Regions from separate parts of the Homo sapiens genome. Here region 2 is linked to region 1. The links are chromatin loops, found by intact Hi-C in ENCODE. Cell type or tissue: ascending aorta. All regions are shown on one strand. Each heading gives the region's core, and the rest is flanking DNA. Links, peaks and the distances in the headings are about the cores only. Region 1 holds the start of ASXL2 (ASXL transcriptional regulator 2). Region 2 overlaps SLC35F6 (solute carrier family 35 member F6).

The links. Hi-C counts contacts between places; a loop is a spot of excess contacts. Peaks named below come from ENCODE experiments on the same cell type or tissue, not always from the same donor. Only the 100,000 strongest peaks of a DNase experiment are listed, where the experiment ranks them.
Region 2: a loop joins it to region 1, with 4 times the contacts of the local background. A loop is called at or near these places in 2 of 110 quality-filtered maps.

The regions. Positions count from the first base shown.
Region 1 is chr2:25,875,792-25,881,162 of GRCh38, forward strand. ASXL2 (ASXL transcriptional regulator 2) reads right to left here and starts at 2,696. Exons shown (of 13, transcript NM_018263.6): 1 at 2,375-2,696. The coding sequence starts at 2,431. RefSeq lists an enhancer at 1,756-1,805 and a silencer at 2,716-2,875. In ascending aorta, for the core only: no CTCF peak of the experiment used is centred there; DNase peaks (open chromatin) are centred at 1,746, 2,030 and 2,780; H3K4me3 peaks cover 2,758 bases; H3K27ac peaks cover 1,767 bases.
Region 2 is chr2:26,766,925-26,772,295 of GRCh38, forward strand. All of the region lies in intron 1 of SLC35F6 (solute carrier family 35 member F6), which reads left to right. Among named protein-coding and RNA genes, the nearest start is that of SLC35F6, 5.3 kb to the left of the region's middle. In ascending aorta, for the core only: no CTCF peak of the experiment used is centred there; DNase peaks (open chromatin) are centred at 2,317 and 4,547; H3K27ac peaks cover 4,572 bases.

The DNA.
Region 1 (5,371 bases), core at 57-5,056:
TAAGAAATAAGTTTAAGCCTTAAAACTTCTTTTCCTATTCCTCTGGATCTAAATACTAACATTCTTATTTAGGTCAAAGTTACTTTCATTTGTCAACTCACTAATTTTCTGATTTCATTATTCTACAGTCTGAAATATTACAAATGTACCTTTGCCCGGTCCTTCTTTTATTTTCATCTATTTATCCCAAAAACAGAAATATTTTGAACACCGAGATTTAGTTTAATCCCCTCACTTATAGGTAATAAAATAACCCCCCAAAATTAAGAGTGTTTTCTAGATTTTGGCTACTAGAAAAACTTTAGTGTCATCATTCTCTTTCTAAAACACATTTTCACTGAGACTGGGGCTTCATGTATTTGCCAGAATCAAAGAAAAATACCAAGCTACTAATATACTGGTACCCTCAGGAACTCTACTGATCAAAGTAGTCTTTCCATCTTTTAAATACTATTTTTCACATAGCTAGCTAGGGCATGAAATGAGCAAATATACTAACATAGGAAAAGCTAAGTAGATGCAGACTAATTTTTCCTATTTGTCGCAATCTCCCAATGACTATTTTATCAAAGGGATCATAATTCAAAAAACACTCCTAAGATTCTAGAAACTTGTGTAATATTAGTGCTTTGAGAGGCCAACGGCAGGAGGACTGCTTCAGCCCAGGAGTTCAAGACTAGCCTAGCCTGGGCAACATAGAAAGACCCTGTCTCTACAAAATATTTTTAATTAAAAAAACAATTTTAAAGACCCTAGGAACTTAAAATTAATTAGCATAAATTAGGGTCCAGGTCTGCTTACCTATAATTAAAATTTATCATGCTTCTTTTATTAACAGAAAGAGGTCTTGAGGTATACTGAGAGTAAAACAGCCCTCTGTGGGGATGCAACCTCTACACCTTCAAAAAAAAGTATAGGAGTCTTATCTTTTAGAGGGAAACTACTAGCACAGGAAGATATACAAAGACATATTGTAAGTGAAAACACCCAGTAAGTAAAATGTGCTATTATTTCTTAACTTTTTTACATTTCCAACTAAGAGAGATACAAATTGAAAACTCATCAACCTCCTAATGCATAAAGTTTACAAAACAAATGCACAAAGTTTAGAAACAAATGCACAAGACTGAATAAACAGTATGACCTAGATTTGGGGAAATAAAGAGACTAGACGGTAATATACCAAATGTTAGCAGATACAGCCGAGCGGTGAAATAAATGTGATTTTTTTTAAATGTTCTTCTTTATACTTTTTTATAATTTTCCAAATTTCCCCACAGTGAACATTACTTTTATATTTAAAAAACTCATTAAAAAATAAACCATATGGCATCTAATAAGGGTTCACTAAGAAGGGCTACGTTGTCGAAGTATTACCGGCATTAATCACCATTAAAGGGGTGAACACCTCTCACTTTCCACTATTAAAATGCTGCCGTTTAATGCCCTATTACTTTTCTGCTGCACCCTCAACGATGTATGAACTTCACTATCTCCTGCCATTTCATTTCTGCATACAACATGCTTTTAATTTTTTCTTCTTAAAATATGGTAAAAGTTCTCACTAATCCTCAATATTCCACTTTTTAAAATCTACCTCTAAATTTCGTCATAACACAATTAGGGGGAAAATTGTTTTGCCCACTAATTACAACTTCATTAGGGCACCATCCCTTTGGCTAGGGTAACGTGAAGGCCGGGTAAACTACACGTCCCACCATGCATTGCTGCCTTGTTCAGAGTAGGTCTCTACGGAAACAGGAAAAAAAAAAATTCTACAAGTCCCACCTGTTACTTCGTTTCTAAACACCTCCTGCACTTTCGGCTCCAACACCAAACAAAAACAAAAGCCTCGTGATCTCTCGTCTGCTCCGGGAGCCAGACAAACAGGGGGCCCGGGGTCACAGGCACGTCCGCTGTAACGGGTAAATTCTATCCAGCTCCAGCGCTCCCCTCTCCTTTCCGGGGCTGGATGCACGCACAAGCCTTCTCCTATCTGCATCCAATGGGGGCTCTCCAGCCGCACAAGGGAGAAGAACCGGTTACCGTGCAAGCACCACAGACTTCCCCGTGCCGGGGCGAGGGCTACCACAGAGCGGAGGTGATATCGGCTCGACCCCAAAAGACAGCCTCAAAACACTGAGAGGACTCGCCGCAGACGCCGAGGGACGCCACGGCCCCGCGGCTATCACGTTCCGCCGGGCGCCTCCATTCCCACAGGGATCGCAACCCCGACACTAACCGCCGCCCTCTCCGCGCGGTTTTGTGCCCCTTCAGCCGGGTCCCTGGGCCAGTGACCTCCCTTTCCCTGCGACTGGCGGGCGACAAGGGAACAAAATCCTCCCGGCCTTCCCCTTCGCTCCCTCCCCCTTACCGTCTTGGCGGCCTCCGCCCAGGTCCTGCCCTTCTTCCTACGTCCCTTTTCCCTCATGTCGGGTCTTGAACTGACTGGGAGGCTCCCGTGTCCGGGCTCCGGCCGCCCTCCCTGCCTGCTCTGCCCTGCGCTGCTTTTCCCGCGGTGCCGGGAAAGGTGGGAGAAAAGGGAAGTCAGACCGGGGGGGCACCCAAGCAGAGGAAGCGGCGGGGGTGGTGCGCGGGGGGGTCTATGGGGCGGCCGGTCCTCTTGCTGCCGTTGCCACTGCTACCGCCGCTGCCATATTGGGTTCTTACTGTACAGGCTGCCGCTACGGTCATGTGACCGCTCCCGCGCGGCCGTCACTACTGTACGCAGCCGGCCGCGCGAACGAGCGCGGGCGCGCCCCCGCCTCCCAAGCCCGGCCGCTGAGCTATCGAGCCGGCGGTCTGCGGTACCTCGCCACGCCCCCGCCCTTCCGGTCTCCGCCTCTCCGCAGGAGCATGCGCGCCAAGGAGGCCCCGGCAGTAGCTGTAGTCTGACGCCTGGCGCTCACACCTACAGCGAATATCTGCCTGCGGAAGCGGAACCTGTGCCATCCGGGAAAGCTTACTGAGCGGATCCCGCCTCTTGCGAGGCGCTGCACAGGCTGTGTAGACCTGGGGAGCTGAACTCTTCCCTCAGTGGGTGGCTCTGCCAACTATCACTTTAGATCAGCCCTGCGTTTGTGTTTTCTCATTTATTTGCATTTTTACAGAGGTTATCTTTTTGAAGATAGGCAACAATTCTCGTCTGCCTATTAACCCCATTCGATAGGCGAAGCAACTGAGATTGAGTGACTTGCCAAGCTCATAAGTCTGGGATGTAGAGAAACCAAAAATCAAATTGCCAGCTCAGAGCCCTTTCCATCTCCCCAGAATGCCTCAAACTTAGGTGACTTTGTTTTTAAGGCCACCAGTAACTGCATCCATGCTTTTACATGTGAAGCTACTCATCAATGACAGAAATGGTGTCTTCTTTATTTCGGTGAGCTCAGTCCCTAGCATAGTGCCTGTACATATCAGGCGCCCAGTAAATATTTGCTGAATGATTCACCTATTTCTGTGGTCAGAGACCATTATTTGTAGTATCCGTAACAGCTTTCTGAAAGATCCAGAATGTGGCATCTTCTCTTACATCATCTACACCTTGATACCTTGCAAAGTAAGAAGAATGTAGTAACAACTGCTGATCTCCCAAATCCACCTGCTTCCAGAAGCTGCTTCCAAACAATCCAGTAAACTTACTATAGTGTGAAATAGGACTGAGGATTGGATTGCCTCTTGGGAGGAAAGACAGGTGAGAGCAATACTTAAAGTTTATGGATGCGTTTCAGAAATTCATGGACTCCCTAAAATTATGAACTATATTTTGTGTGTTATATGTGAATTTTTTAAGAGGATTCATAACTTTTCCTCCATTTTTCAAAAAGGATCTGTTGTGCAAAAAAAAAAGAGAAAAAGATATTAAAGGGAGTTTGAGAGGCCATCTAGAAGTATCTAGATACTTCCTTATATTTCCGTTCAGTCATGGATCAAACAGCCTATTTCAGCAATTGATATGGATATATTTTCCCAAATGTCTTTGGTAATTCATAGCCTTATGCATTACACAGGTAGTATGTACCACCTCCCTCCAAAGCTTATGTCTGTAGTCTAAGAAGGCCTTCTCGCCAGGTGCGGTGGCTCACGCCTGTAATCCCAGCATTTTGGGAGGCTGAGGTGGTCAGATCACTTGAGGCCAAGAGTTCAAGACAAGCCTGGCCAACATGGAGAAACCCCATCTCTACTAAAAATACAAAAATTAGCTGGGCCTGGTGGCATGCGCCTGTAATCCCAGCTACTTGGGAGGCTGAGGCAGGAGAATCGCTTGAACCTGGGAGGCAGAGGTTGCAGTGAGCCCAGAGATCGCGCCATTACACTCCAGCCTGGGCAACAGAGCAAGACTCTGTCTCAAAAAAGAAAGAGAGACAGAGAGAAAGAAAGAGAAAGAGAGAAGAGAAAAAAAGGTCTTCTCCATCCCTGGCTGTTGAGCTGAGTACAGCTTATCATCCAGTCCTGTTGTTTGGTCCTGGAGCCCCAACTGGTTTTCAGACCTTACTAGGGTCCTTACTTTGCATTTCTGGAGCTCTATCCCCAGGTTTGAATTTCAAGGGTAGGGATTGTGATGTTGTGGTTCCTACTTCTTAATCTTCCACAGATACAGATAGTTTATTATTATTATAAAAGTATAATTCCCCAAAAAGTATTTTGTCCCCATGTCTATTGATTGAATTTGTTATGTGTATTTGCATCTCTCTCATCATCCCCACCCTCCTTCTGGATTTCCTTAGATAGTCTGTTTCTTTTCTCACCCTACTCAAGCCCATCCTACAGGGAATGCCAAATCTATCTTCTTAAAACTCCACCCACTACCCTACTAAGATATCCTCCCTAAGATATCCTCTTGATTGAGTCACAGTTTCTTAGCTTTACAGATACAGTTTCTATAATCAACTTAGTCATCCTTTGATGTATCTCTGGTTACTTCCATCAGCATTTGCCACTCCCCTGAAGACCCCACCTCTACTTTCGCCTCTTCATTTAACTAATGACATTGCTTCATATATCATGTAAAAATTATTGGCCCCCCAGTTGCAGTCTCACCTTGTCTTCAACCCCTAAATTTACCCATAAGTCCGCGCATTCTAACTGCCTCCTCCTCCTTAGCATAGCCTAATCCCTCCTCTAATATACCGTATACAGGACACTATCCCTTCTCATCTGCCTTGGAATGTTACTCCACTTTTTTCATTATTTTCTAGTTCTGATACCCCTCCCCCTCCTTCTACAAGCATATTCAAGACACTTCCAGCTTAAGGAAGTCTCTTTACCCTACCACCCTACCATATCAAATTATTTTTCCTCTCTTTCTTGCCCATAAATATCTTGAATGTGTAACCTACACTCACCATCTCTACTTTCACAACTTCCACCCACT
Region 2 (5,371 bases), core at 134-5,133, 890 kb after region 1:
ACTGGAGGGTGTGGCTGGGGACTTCTCCAGTCATTTTGGGGTCATTTAGAGTTGTTAAAAGCATAGAAATCATCCAGTCTAATCCCCACAATTTACAAAGGAGGCCTCAGGAGAAGTTTCTTTCTGTGATTCAACTGTTTGGTGTCTGAATGAAGGCTGGAACCCAGGCCTCAGGACTTTAAGTCCTGTTCTTTTATGACTGTGATACCCCAGAGTCCCTCCTTCCTGGGAGTTTCCTCTCACAGCTCCCCAGGCCAGGACAGAGAAGCCTGTGCTTGTGGAAGTTGTAAACCTGTAAGTGGCATCTGCGCTCCCAGCCTTTGATGTGCCTCTCTCCAGGACTGGGCTGCCAGCCTCTCAGCCAGCCCAGAGACACTGCTGACAGGGTCCTCCCGCTGGAGTCCAGGCCACTCAAGGTTCAGACTGACAGCCTGTGGTTGTCTCTGGCAGTTTCTTGGCCTGTGACAAGAGTGATGTTTCCCTTCCCAGGTTCTTGGGAGGATGAAAGGCAGTGGATGAGGAAGCACATCTGAGCACGTGCTGCCTGCTGTGCTGGGGCGGCAGGTCAGCTTTCCTCTCTGCGGCCCCATCCCTGGGTCCTGGCAGGGGGCCCCTCCCTGTGAAGTGGCTTCTTCTTTCCCTGGCTGTTTTCTCAAAACCTCCTCACTAGCACCTTCTGTCGATCATCTTCTTTAGGCCAAGCCATTTCTGTCTACGTGAGCCAGTGCCCCATCCACAGGTACTCATTTCAGAACCCCAGTCTCCTGAATCCAACTGAGGTTCTACATATGAAGAGCCGGGGTCAGCTGGGCACTGTGGCTCCAGCTTGTAATCCCAGACTGGAGGCTGAGGTGGGATGATCATTTGAGCCCAGGAGTTCAAGATCAGCCTGGACAACATAGGGAGACCTCGTTCTCTACAAATAATAATAATAAATAATTAATTAATAGAGCCAGGGTCAAGTAGATGCTCACTAAGTAAGGCTCAGCTCCCCTCCTAAGTTCTGCAGGCTGTAGGGCCCTCCCAGCCAGGCAGGGATATGAGCCTGACTTCCTTTCATGCCCAGGCCAGGGACCCTGCCAAGAAGGTGGCAGGAAGCCTGGAAACCACTAGGCCTCTACTAGAGAAGAGGTGTTTGCTCTTCTTCTGTGTCCTTTCTGTGCCAGCTCCAATGTTTGCCCTTGGCAGCTGCCCCACCACCCTTGGGTTCCATGAACTGGCATGGGATAATTGCTTCAAAGGGGTTGTTGGGCCAGCTTGTGGAAGCCTTAACTCAGGAGGACAGTGTAGTAGAGTGGGAAGTTCATGAGGCTTGGGACCTGAGGAATAGATGAGCCACTGGACCTCTGTGAGCCTCAGTTTTCTCATCTGTAAAATGGACTTGGTGATCCCTGCCGTACCTTCTTCCTGGACACTGAAGATCTACTGAGGAAGGTTTCCTTTTTTTTTTTTTTTTGAGACGGAGTCTGGCTCTGTCATCCAGGCTGGAGTGCAGTGGTGTGATCTCAGCTCACTGCAAGCTCCGCCTCCCGGGTGAACGCATTCTCATGCCTCAGCCTCCTGAGTAACTGGGACTACAGGTGCCTGCCACCATGCCCGGATAATTTTTTTGTATTTTTTTAGTAGAGACAGGGTTTCATTGTGTTAGCCAGGATGGTCTCGATCTCCTGACCTCGCCCATCTCGGCCTCCCAAAGTGCTGGGATTACAGGCATGAGCCACTGTGCCCAGCCTTTTTTTTTTTTTTTTTTAAGACACGGTCTCTCTCTGTTGCCCAGGCTGGAGTGCAATGGTGCCATCTAGGCTCACTGCAACCTTGAGCCATCCTCCCACCTCAGCCTCCCAAGTAGATGGGACCACAGACACCCGCCACCGTGCCCACCTAATTTTTGTATTTTTTGTAGAGACAGCGTCTTGCCATGTTTCCTAGGCTGGTCTCAAACTCCTGGGCTCAAGCAATCCACCTGCCTCAGCCTCCCAAAGTGTTGGGATTACAGGCATGCACCACCACACCCAGCTTAAGGAAAGTTTTCCATTCCATGGAGATGAGAGGGCTCACCATTGTCACCTCAGGAGCCAGGGCCACCTGCTGTGGCACCCCAGAGAGTGGAGAAGCCTTGGCCCTTCTGTAGGTCCCAGGCAGGAGAAAGAAGGGGACTCACTGGGCTTGACAAGCTGGGGACACAAGAGGAAGTGGCAGAGATTCTGTGGGAATGGCCACAGCTAATCTGCCCAAGCCAGCCCCATCGCCACTTCCTCAGTCTGTTTTCGCCACCCCCGTTCACGTGGACGTGCACACCTCCCAGAATGCTGAGCTTTGAGTTTGGGCCTGGCCATGCTAGGGAGTGACTCACCACCCAGCACGGAGAGCCTACTCCCCAGCCTGCCCGCCAAAAGGAGCGGCCTCAGCTTGTCCCCGCTAGGACCCTTCGGGCCTCCTGCCCTGGAGGTCATCTCCCCTAGAATACAGTGTCTGTGGAGAAGACAGGCCCACCTACTGGGCTGCCCCTCTCCTCCCACCAGCTAGGGGAGCAAGAACTCAGAGGAGAGCTTCAGAGCATCAGGGAGGGGGCGCATGACTGCCTGCTGAGCTTCCAGTGTACTGGCCCTGTTTCAACATCTGAGGAGCCGTGAGCCCCTCGAGCCCTCTCTGGCCCCTGGGTTCCTGTCTGTCAAATAAGGAGTTCAGCTGATGGCTGAGTTTCTTCTGTTTCAGCATTTTGGCTCTGTGAACTGCAGGGACAATAGCCTGAGGTCCCTCCAGCCACCTCTGCCTCAGCCAGCAGGACAGGTTCCAGACGTTTTTCCAGTAGCTTTCAGGCTGAAGGGGAGCTGGGGCCACGCTGAACCCAAGGGGGAGATGGCTTCTGCTCAGTGAAGGGAAAGGAGAAGGGGCAGAAAATGAGTTTTGCTGAATACCTGCCATGTGCCAGGTCATGTATATATCCTTATATCATGTATTGCTTCTGACAGTTTGTCAGTGTTGGTATGATTACCCTGTAACTTGTCCAGCCTGTGGGACTCAAAACTCTGGGTTTTCTCTGTATTCTGCCTTTTCTGAGTATAAATTCAAGCAAGGTTTAACCCTGGATCTGCCTTAAGCCTCAGAGTCCCCATCTAAAATGAGGATCCTTGTTGTAAGGCTTAACGGGACAGTCCCCATGAAGTGTCCTATGAATTGTGCATTTAAGGAAACATGGGCTGGGTGCAGTGGCTCACACCTGTAATCCCAGCACTTCGGGAGGCTGAGGCAGGTCAATCTCTTGAGGCCAGGAGTTCGAGACTAGCCTGGGCAGCATAAACAAGGCTGCATCTTTGCAAAAAATACAAAAATTAGCCGGGCATGGTGGCCCATGCCTGTAGTCCCAGCTACTCAGGAGGCTGAGGTGAGAGGATCATATGAGCCTTGGGAGGCTGAGGCTGTAGTGAGCCGTGATTGTGCCACTGCACTCCAGCCTCAGTGACAGAGTAATACCCTGTCTGAAAAACAAAACAAAAAAACAAACGTTGTTGGCCGGACGCAGAGGCTTATACCTGTAATCCGATCACTTTGGGAGATTGATACGGGTGGATCACTTGAGGTCAGGAGTTCGAGACCATCCTGGCCAACATGGTGAAACTCCGTCTCTACAAAAAATATAAAAATTAGCTGGGCATGGTGGTGGGTGCCCGTAATCCCAGCTACTTGGGAGGTTAAGGCAGGAGAATCACTTGAACCTGGAAAGCAGAGGTTGCAGTGAGCCAAGATCGCGCTGCTACACTCCAGCCTGGGTGACAGAGGGAGGCTCCGTTTCAAAAAAAAAAACAAGAACAAAAACAAAAGACAACAAACAACAAACGTTGTGAAGAACTGACAGCAAAGTGCTGCCCACCTTAGGGGTCACTGCTGTCATCCCCAGGCAAACTGGGGCTGGATTTTTGTTCTAGCCTGTGAGGCTGGGGTCTTTTCTGATTCTGCGCCAGGAGTCGAAACCTGTCTCCAATCCAGGATGAGAAGCCTGGCTTTCTGCCCCAAGGTACCTGCAGGCCTGAGCATCTCAGGCTGGGCAAGGCAGCCCATGCTGCTGACACCCAATCCCTTGGGCTGTCAGCCTGCCCCAGGCCCTCAGATACAAAGAGATACCATTTCCCCAGCCGGGAGCGCTGCCAGCCAGGCCTGTCTAGGCAGACCTACCCGTGGAGAAAGCGAAGACAACCCCTGTGGGAGGTGGGGAGCTCAGCACCAGCCCTACAGTCAGCTCCCCAAGAAGCGCCCCAGCCTTGGGGAAGGACAGGCCCCGAGGGGTTTCCCCTATGGACCAACTTGTTCTACCAGCAGGGGGCCCTCAGACTCAGGTGGGAAGTAGGACTCATGGAAATGTGGCCTCAGCTTCCATACCTGCCCCCTACAGACAAAAATAATAATAAAATAAATAATAATCCTTGCCTGAAGCTTCTGATCAACCTTCATGGCCTGGCAATAGCTCCCTTGTCCCTCCTAGAGGAAACTTGGCTCCTGGCCTGGGGATTCCCATCTCTCTGACTTCACTTGCTCTGGGCAGTTGGCTCTGTGCCCTTGGTAAGGCTTGACCTCTTCTCTCTTCCTTGCTTTGCCTCTGTTTCACTCAGTTGCCTCATGCAGGCCTTCTCAGGGGGCTCTTTCTGCAAAAGCAAGACTGGGTTCGAGAGCAGCCCTGCTGGGTCTGTGGCCCTTACCCATGTTCCATGTCCTGTCCTGGCCAGGGATCCAAGAGCCAACAGCATATCAGGCAGAAATTAGGCACCATGGGTGCAGTGGCTCATGCCTATAATCTCAGCAACTCAGGAGGCTGAGGCGGGAGGATTGCTTGAGCCCAGGAGTTCAAGACCAGCCATGGCAACATAGTGAGACCCTCTCTCTAAAAAAAAAAAGAGAAAGAAGTGAGACTCCAGCCCATGAGGTCAGGTGTTTCCTGACCTGGGGTGGAGGCTTCCCCAGCTCCCAGACTCCCTGTTCCATAGCAGGCGCTTTCTTTGCCCCACTGGTACTGGTTACAGCCTGGTCCCCAAGCCATGCCAGGCTCCAGGTTTCTCTCTGCCTTCTAAACAGTTCTGTCCGAACTTCTCCCTTCAACTCTCCTTTGCCCCTGCCATTCCCAAGAACCACAAGGAATCTTAACTACCCCTCTTTCTCCACATCTCCAGGAGCTGGTGGGGTCTCTCACTATGGAATAGGTTTGCCATAGCCCTGTTTTCTTCCGCAAACTCAGAGGCATATAGAGAAGCCAAAGCTGGACAGGGACTTTGTCAAACCTAGACCCTAACTGCGGCACAACCAGTGGCACATGCTCTGGGTGCTGCGGGGGAGGTACAGGAACCAGAGGACTCCCCCGCCCTTTGGGAGCTGAGGCTCG